Regions from separate parts of the Homo sapiens genome. Here all the other regions are linked to region 1. Evidence: chromatin contacts called from ENCODE Hi-C data. All regions are on one chromosome and are shown on one strand. Each heading gives the region's core, a stretch centred on a gene start or an enhancer-like site at or near the end of the contact. The rest is flanking DNA. Distances are from core to core; before and after follow the strand shown.

The links. Hi-C counts contacts between places; a loop is a spot of excess contacts on that map. Pooled maps may share reads with other maps.
Region 2: a loop to region 1 is called in a pooled map, with 18 times the contacts of the local background. The contact joins the promoter of ACTR6 here to the promoter of POLR3B in region 1. A Hi-C loop is called at or near these places in 6 of 50 pooled maps.
Region 3: a pooled map shows a loop between it and region 1 (13-fold over the local background). The contact joins the promoter of BLTP3B here to the promoter of POLR3B in region 1. A Hi-C loop is called at or near these places in 6 of 50 pooled maps.

Annotation. Positions count from the first base shown.
Region 1 is chr12:106,356,365-106,359,132 of GRCh38, reverse strand. It overlaps POLR3B (RNA polymerase III subunit B), which reads right to left and starts at 1,385. Exons shown (of 28, transcript NM_018082.6): 1 at 1,182-1,385. The coding sequence starts at 1,253.
Region 2 is chr12:100,199,495-100,202,194 of GRCh38, reverse strand. It overlaps ACTR6 (actin related protein 6), which reads right to left and starts at 1,380. Exons shown (of 11, transcript NM_022496.5): 1 at 1,276-1,380. The coding sequence starts at 1,343. RefSeq lists enhancers at 1-272, 1,117-1,316, 1,290-1,584 and a silencer at 2,077-2,436.
Region 3 is chr12:100,141,454-100,144,153 of GRCh38, reverse strand. BLTP3B (bridge-like lipid transfer protein family member 3B) reads left to right here and starts at 1,280. Exons shown (of 21, transcript NM_015054.2): 1 at 1,280-1,562. The coding sequence starts at 1,519. It overlaps BLTP3B-DT (BLTP3B divergent transcript), which reads right to left and starts at 1,099. Exons shown (of 2, transcript NR_186018.1): 1 at 811-1,099. RefSeq lists silencers at 1,116-1,295, 1,616-1,865 and an enhancer at 972-1,735.

The sequences.
Region 1 (2,768 bases), core at 136-2,635:
AGTGATCCTTCCACCTCAGCCTCCTGAGTTGCTGGGACAAGTGCACGCCACCACACCCAGCTAATTTTTGTATTATTTGTAGAAACAGGGTTTTGCCATGTCGCCCAAGCTGTTCTCAAACTCTTGAGCCCAAGTGATCCGCCCGCCTTGGCCTCCCAAACTACTGGTATTACAGGCCACCACGCCTAGCCAAGGAGGTTCTTATAATCCGATAGACTTACTGATCATGTCACTTTCCTGCTTAAACCCTTCAAAAGCTCTGCTCCAAGACAAAGTCCAAGCTCTGTCAGATGTTTATTGAAACTTTTCATAATCAAGACCCTTACTTAACCCTGTCTTTTATCTCTTCTCCTCTATTTTTCTTCACTCTAATACTACTGGATTTACTTTCCTTCCTCAAAAACATCCAATGGTCTTGCCGAGGAGGTTTCAAGTATCCTGTTCTCTTTCCCTGAAATCTCTCCTTTGCTATCTTCTCCGGCCACGTCTCCACTTCCCTATTCCACGTCAGTGTAGATTTTGAGGCTCAGAGAGATTACAAAATGTGCCTTATCAGATAACAAAATATGTCGACAGCCGCACTTCACTGGGCAGCTCGCTGTGGGGCAGCTGTCCTTAACTTCCGAGAAGCTGATGAAAGCTGTGGAGTCTCTCCCCCAGAAAACACACAGGCAAATTCTTTAGTAAATATTGAGGGCGTTTAAAATTCCCCTGCAACCCAAACTGGAACTTCAAGTTAAAAGGAAAGATGACTAGCTTGGAATTCAGACGATCTGGTTTTACCCCCACAGCCGGCTGTGGTGCCTCATGCAAATGGCCTGAGCTCCCTGGCCCCGTGTCCTCTGTAAGACTGCAAACATGCAATACGTCCCCCACAGTAAGTGCGAGGGTCAGTCCTCCCCACGCACACCTATGCTGGAAGAGCTCCAACCCTAGAGCCAGCAGCGGGGCTTCTCGGCCCCCGCAGCGGCTGACAGCTCCTCTGGGATCAGCCTTCACTCGCGCACGCGGAGGCCGGCTCTGGAAAAAAGACTCGCAAGCGCGACGCTCTGGGCATGCGCAGAAGCCCGGCGCATGCGCACAAACCGCCAGCCCGCCCCCTTGGCGGCCCGAGCACTCCGGGCAACGCCCCCTCAGGGCGCATCCTTGTCCCTGACGCTCCCTGCGTGCCTGGCACTGACCTCTACAGTCGGGATCGGCGCCGCCAGCTGCTCCGGAGTCAGGTTCCCAAACTCCTCCGCTAGCACGTCCATGCTGCTCACGAAGGAGGAAGAAACAGATAGAACCTCCGCGCCCGCCTTCCCTGCACCAAGCAAACTGCAAGACTCCCGGCGAACGGTGCGCGGAGGCCTAAACTGTCCCCGCCGTGCGTGTTAGCTAGAGACGCGGTAGAAAGGTTCCGCCCGCTCCCTGCCCGAATCTGCGGTGGAACCCGGATGTGGCCGAGGCCGAGTAAGGAAAGTACGCCCTCTGGTGTAGCTCGGAGGTCTGGCGCAGGGAATCCTAAGCCCCAGCTGTCAGGTTTCTTGCCAATTCTCTGGTAATTGAGACCAGCAAAACATAGTGGTTGTCATTTTAAAAGTAATCCGAAGAAAAGTGTAAACGCATAATTTACGCAACTTGAACCACTGAGGCAGAGAATTATTTAATGTAGTCCAAAATTCTATGCATTGTTTAGTATGGAAGAGCAGGAAACGTCCCAAATGCCTACCAATAGAAGATTGATTAAATAAATGATGGTACATGCGTGTAATGGAAGAGTGTTGAAAATTCTCAAAAGCACTAGATGGAAGATGTAGGAGTAAATACCCAGCGCATGGAGAAATTTAATATGAAAAGATGACATTTACGTTAGTAGGGGAAGGATGGCCTGTCCAGTAAATAATGTTTGAAGAGCTGATTACCCATTTGGGGAAAAAATACATGTAAGTGAATCTTTTGTGGATTAAATATTGAAATGTTAACAAAAACTTAGAAGAAAATGTAAGTGCAGATATTCATAACATTGAGATGTTGAAGACTTTCAAGACGGCAACAGTCAAATCATAAAGGATTTTATAATCTAAACACGATTTTATGATTCCACGGAAAATTTTTAATTTTCTGAACAGATTTTAAAAAATCACCAACAAATAGAATTAATAAAAAATAAATTGGCAGAAGACAAAGGGCTGGTCTCTCTAATTTAAAATGAGCTCATACAAATCAACAGAAAGAAAAATCCTATTAGAAAAAACAAGGCAAAATGCACCAATTAATTAATGGGTACGGAGTTTCGGTTTGGGAAGATGCAAAAGTTCTGTAAATGGAGAATGGTGATGGTTGCACAACAGTGTGAATGTATTTAATGCTGCTGACCTGTACATCATTTTAAAGGGTTAAAATGCTAAGTTTTATGTATATTTTACAACGATAAGAAAAGTTATGAAAATTTGTAAGTACATATATGCTTTCCAATTTCTCCCTCATAAAGGTAGAACCCTTGCACCAGGTTAATTATTCTTATTTACTAAAGAGCTACTTAAATTTCAGTACTTGTATTTTCTTTTTTTTTTTTTTTTTTTTTTTTTTTGAGACGGAGTCTCGCTCTGTCGCCCAGGTGGGACTGCGGACTGCAGTGGCGCAATCTCGGCTCACTGCAAGCTCCGCTTCCCGGGTTCACGCCATTCTCCTGCCTCAGCCTCCCGAGTAGCTGGGATTACAGGCGTGAGCCACCGCGCCCGGCCGTATTTTCTAAGTATTGCACTGATATCTGAAATACGAGAAGA
Region 2 (2,700 bases), core at 131-2,630, 6.2 Mb after region 1:
CTTTAGGAGGCTGAAGCAGGCAGATCACGAGGTCAGGAATTCCAGACCAGCATGGCCAAAATGGTGAAACCCCCGTCTCTACTAAAAATACAAAACTTAGCCAGGCGTGGTGGTGCGCAACTGTAGTCCCAGCTACTTGGGAGGCTGAGGCATGAGAATGGCTTGAACCCGGGAGGCAGAGGTTGCAGCGAGCCGAGATCGTGCCACTGCACTCCAGCCTGGACAAGAGAGCCAGACTCCCTCTCCAAAAAAAAAAAAAAAAATTGCTTTGTCAGCTGGGTGTAGGGCTCACGCCCCTAATACCAGCACTTTGGGAGGCCAACGCGGGTAGACTGCTTGAGGCCAGGGGCTCGAGACCGGCCTGGCCAACATGATGAAACCCCGTCTCTAACAAAAATACAAAAAATTCGCTGGGAGTGGTGGTGCACGCCTATAATCCCAGCTACTCTGGAGGCTGAGGCGGGAGAATCACTTGAATTCAGGCTGCAGTGAGCTGAGATCGCACCACGGCACTCCAGCCTCGGTGACAATGATAATGATACACATTGCCAAAACGTTTTCCAGAAAGATTGTAACAATTTACATTCCTACTCAGTTTGATTTCCCTCTTTCATTTCTGTTTCAAAAGAAATGAAAAAGAAGGAAAGGAGGGAGGAAGGAAAGAATTTTTTTTAATGCTCTGTTAATTTGATAAAGGAAAGGCGTGTCTTTAGGTTTGCTTATTTATTCAAACATATATTTTATGACTATACATGTTATGAATGCCATTGTATTAACAGTACTTCTGTTTAATTGACCTTACCAACTAGGTCGGCCAGTAGGCCAAAGTCTTCAAAGCCTCTAGATCCTAAGACCGTGATTTTTAGACTTTTGGAGGGTCATAGAACCCTTTGAGAATCTAATGAAACCTATAATCTTGTACCCAGGAAAATCCGCATACACCCAAACACCGTGCCCATAGTTTCCAAAGGCTGATGAACTTTACGGACCCTTCTGTCAGGAACGCATCTCTATAAGCCTATTTTCTTTGGCTATTTCCTGTTACGAAATAAAACATATATCCCACTTCCGGGGCCTCGCAGCCCAAAACTAAAACCAAAATCAATTTCAATTCAAAGCATCACAATCACCCACCCAGCTCCAACCAGGGAATCCCTCTGGCTAAGTCAGGGCCGCGCGGGGGTGTCTGCAGTTCATTGATGTCCGGAGATGAAACGTAGCACATGAAACCACTAGGCGTATATATCTTGTCCCTCGGAGAAAGAAAGTACTTACGACACATTTTCATGGCTGTAACCGATTTTGGCGTTGTAAGCTCCATTATCCAGCACTAAGGTCGTCATCTCACCACCAACCACACCGCAGCCGTAGTTGTTTTCCCTTTCCGACCCCTCTGCTCGAGCTTTTTCCGGTACTCTATGGTTTGTTGGGCGGAGCGTTAGGACGCGCCTCTGGTCACCTTAGCAACGGAGGACGCCGGAAGTCGGAGATGCTAAGCAGCACCGAATGTTAGGGGCTGTGCTTCCAAACTTAACCTGTTTATGTGGTGGCGAGATTTGACTACTATGTGCTTTCTCGCTCATTTCGTATTTGTTTTTAACTACGCAGATTAATTCGCGCAAGTTTTTTCTAATCCTGTAGAGAACCGGCTGCGTGTGTGTGTGTGTGTGTGTGTGTGTGTGTGTCTTCCAATCGCATTCTTCAGACGGTGACATTCTTTGAAGAAAAAAGTGCAAAACTTGCTCTTGGACTCACATTCATACTCTCCTCTTCCCCAGCCCACTTGCTCTTCAGGACGAAGCTGAGTGAGTCTTTCTCATCCAAAAAAGGCTTTTGGGCCGGACGCGGTGGCTCACGCCTGTAATCCCAGCACTTTAGGAGACCAAGGCAAGCAGATCACTTGAGGTCAGGAGCTTGAGACCAGCCTGACCAACACGGCGAAACCCCGTCTCTATTAAAAATACAAAAAGTAGCCGGGCGAGGTGGCGGGCGCCTGTAATCCCAAGTACTCGGGAGGCTGAGGCGGGAGAATTGCTTGAACCGGGGAGGCGGAGGTTGCAGTGAGCCGAGATGGCTCCACTACACTCCAGCCTGGGCGACAGAGCGAGACTCCGGCAGGGCGGGGACTTGGCAGGTGCGGGAGGCAGGACCTGGCTTCCGGGGCGTCGCGGGGGCAACGGCCAGCGGGCGGGGGCAAGGGCCAGCGGGCTAGGACAACTGCCAACGGGCTTGGAGGGGGGCGTTCTACAAATTCCAGGCCACTTTGAGCGCCTGAGAGAGGAGCGGGGCGGCGGGAAGGGGGCACCGCGGGGGCAGGGAGCGCAGCAGCCGCAGCGCGAAGGCGCGGGGGCCGGGGAACAAACGGTTGGCGCGCAGGCAGCCATACCGGGGCCGGAACCCGGGCAGAGGAGGGCAGCGACGGCGATGGGGAGGCTGCAGAGCCCGGGGCGGGTACCGCGCGGGAACCAGCGCGACTGCGTGGCTACCGCAGCCGTCGGTTCGTGTTGGACGGGCGCCGCTGCTGCCTCTGCTACTTCAAGAACCCCCACGACCCGCTGCCCCTCGGCCACCTGGACATAGCAGAAGCCTGCTTCAGCTACCAGCGCGCCGACGAGGCGGCGGAGCAGCCTGCGCACTTCCAGGTGCGCAGCGCGGGAGCCGCCACGGTGCTTGAGGTGGGAACTCGCGCCCTGCAAGCGC
Region 3 (2,700 bases), core at 31-2,530, 6.2 Mb after region 1:
CCCGCCACTATGCCCAGCTAATTTTTGTATTTTTTTTTTGTAGACACAGAGTTTCACCATGTTGGTCAGGCTGGTCTTGAACTCCTGACCTCAAGTGATCTGCCTGCCTCGGCCTCCCAAAGTGCTGGGATGACAGAAGTCGTCATTTTAATCTCTGAAAATGTTAGCTCTGTTTGGGATTGGGTGGGGTGGAGGTGTAGAATTGTAACAGTTTTCCCTAGTTCAACAATTTCCTTCCTTCCTTACAGAACTTTTCATATGATATTTACACCTTTAGGTTCAACCTAGTGAAGTGGGTAAGGCTGATGATTAATCTATTTCACAGATGATTAAAATGAAACTAATAGTAAAGAAATTATTTTCCCCAGGATAACACAGCTAGAAAATACCAGAGCCAGGACTTGAATTATACACCTTCTAATTCCTAGGTCCTAGACTACTAGGAACCATTGTCAACCTTTACTTCCCTTAGAATAGCAATAACCAAAGGAAACATTAAATTGCCACATTTAGGTAAGGGAAAGGCAGGACACCTTAACAAAAGAAAAAAAAAAAACACCAAAAACAAAAACCTAAGGAAGAATATGAAGAAAGGTGAGTAGGTCAAGAGAGCAAAGCAAGCACAGGAGTTAATGGCCGATTCTTAAAACATTCTAAGGAGGCCGGGTGCAGTGGCTCACGCCTGTAATGTCAGCACTTTGGGAGGCTAGGAGGGTGGATCACGAGGTGAGAAGTTCGAGACCTACTGGCCAATATGGTGAAACCTCGTCTCTAATAATACAAAAATTAGCCGGCCGTGGTGGTGCGCACCTGTAATCCCAGCTACTCAGGAGGCTGAAGCAGGAGAATCGCTTGAACCCTGGAGGTGGAGGTTGCAATGAGCCGAGATCGTACCACTGGACTCCAGCCTGTGTGACAGAGCAAGACTTGTCTCAAAAAAAAAAACAAACAAGCAAAAAAATAAAAAACATTCTGAGGAAATGAATAAGGGAAGTAGGACGTGGAAGTAAAAATCAGCGACGGGTCAGCGATGGAGGCGGGAACACCAGCAGAGGGAAGGAGGGAGGATTAAGGCCAAGAAGGATGGTGTATTGAGAGTCAAGGGCCCTGTGTCGCGAGGGCTAAGAACCCTGGCGCCAATGCCACAAACCTCCCGCCCCCGCCCAGAGCCCAGCCAGAGCCCAGCCAGAGCCCGCCCAGAGCCCGCCCAGAGCCGGCGTTGGCCCCGCCCCGCCTCGTGCCGGCCCCGCCTGGAGCCGCCCCGCCCCCGCCCTCCACCGAGTCTCTTAGGTGATGCTGCAGCCAAGATGGCGCCCGCGGCGGCCGTGGCGGCCTGAGCGTGATGCTCCGGGTTCTCGGCGGCGGCTGTGGCCTTGGCCGGGGCCTTGGGTCTCTCCCGGTCGTGAGCGATCAGCGCCTCTCCGCCGGCCGGGCTAGCCGGGACAGAGAGGAGACGGCCACGAAGAGAGGAGGCAGTGAGCAACAGGACGAGACCGCGGCGTCTCCAGCCTCGGTACCATGGCCGGGATCATCAAGAAACAAATCTTGAAGCACCTCTCCAGGTCAGTGAGCGCCTCGGTGTCGGCGCCAGTCGGCCTCCACCCCAGCCCGCACTGGAGTCAGCCTGCGGCTTCGGGGGCGGCGGCGCCTGGCGGCTGTGCGGGAGGCGACCTTCGGACTTCCCCGCTCTGGCCGGGGCAGAGGTCGCGGCCCCGGATCTCTTGTCGCCGGCGGCGCCGGGGGCTGGCCTCACGAATCGGCCCCTGACGCGTCTTCTCCCAGGGTGGGCGCGCGGAGGAGCCCGGAGTGCGGAGCGCGGCGGGCTGGGATCGCTCCCGGCGCGGCGTCTGGGGGCGTCCCGGCTCGGCTCTGTGCGGTACTGAGCGGAGGCTGGAGGTGGCCTGGCGTCACCCAAGTGCCTGGTTAATGTGCTGGGCTCTAACTCGAGTTCGGTGCTCCTTCCCCTTGGAGCAGAGCGGTTCCGTTAACCGAGGGCTTCTGGCGCAGTGTGGACGCTCAGTGGAGGCTGTGTTCTCAGTGGAACGTTAACCTTGTGATTGTTCTGAATTCCTCCCACCTTGGCGTTCCCGCTCTGTGGCATCAGAGGGTGTGCCTGTTTGCACAGTTAGGATTTGTTTTAGGTAAATAAGCAGAGTTCGCAGCTTTGGCAGGTTCTTTCTGGAGTCCTATGAGACCCACATCATTATTACTGAACATTTTTTTTTTTTGGTTTTTGCTCTTTTTCCTCTGCAACTCTAAAATTCAGGGAGTTAACATCTGTGGTGATTAAACCCAAGACATGTCATTCTCTCCATTTCATAACGCGGTTTTAGTCAGAAACATGACTCAGTAAGGCTGGCAGTTTGTTACTGCTCTTGGCTTCTCCGTGTTTGTCTCAAGACACAGGCTAAATGTAGGCTCTTGTTCCAAGTTGTTACCAGCGAACTCAAAGCCCTTGGTTAGGATCCCTTTCTGTTCGATTTGTAAGTTAATTTTAACTAATTTTGGGAAGACACGGGTATGATTATAGACTTGTATAGTAAACATAATTCTTGATTCCCCAGATTGTCTTATACCACAGGTTATATATTGGGAACAGAATTCTACTTCTGTGATTCAGCAAATATTTTCCTCACTTATAATACTGAATAAGATATAGCACTTTTCTTAAAAGTAGCAAAGTATAGCAGCGTGTGTGTG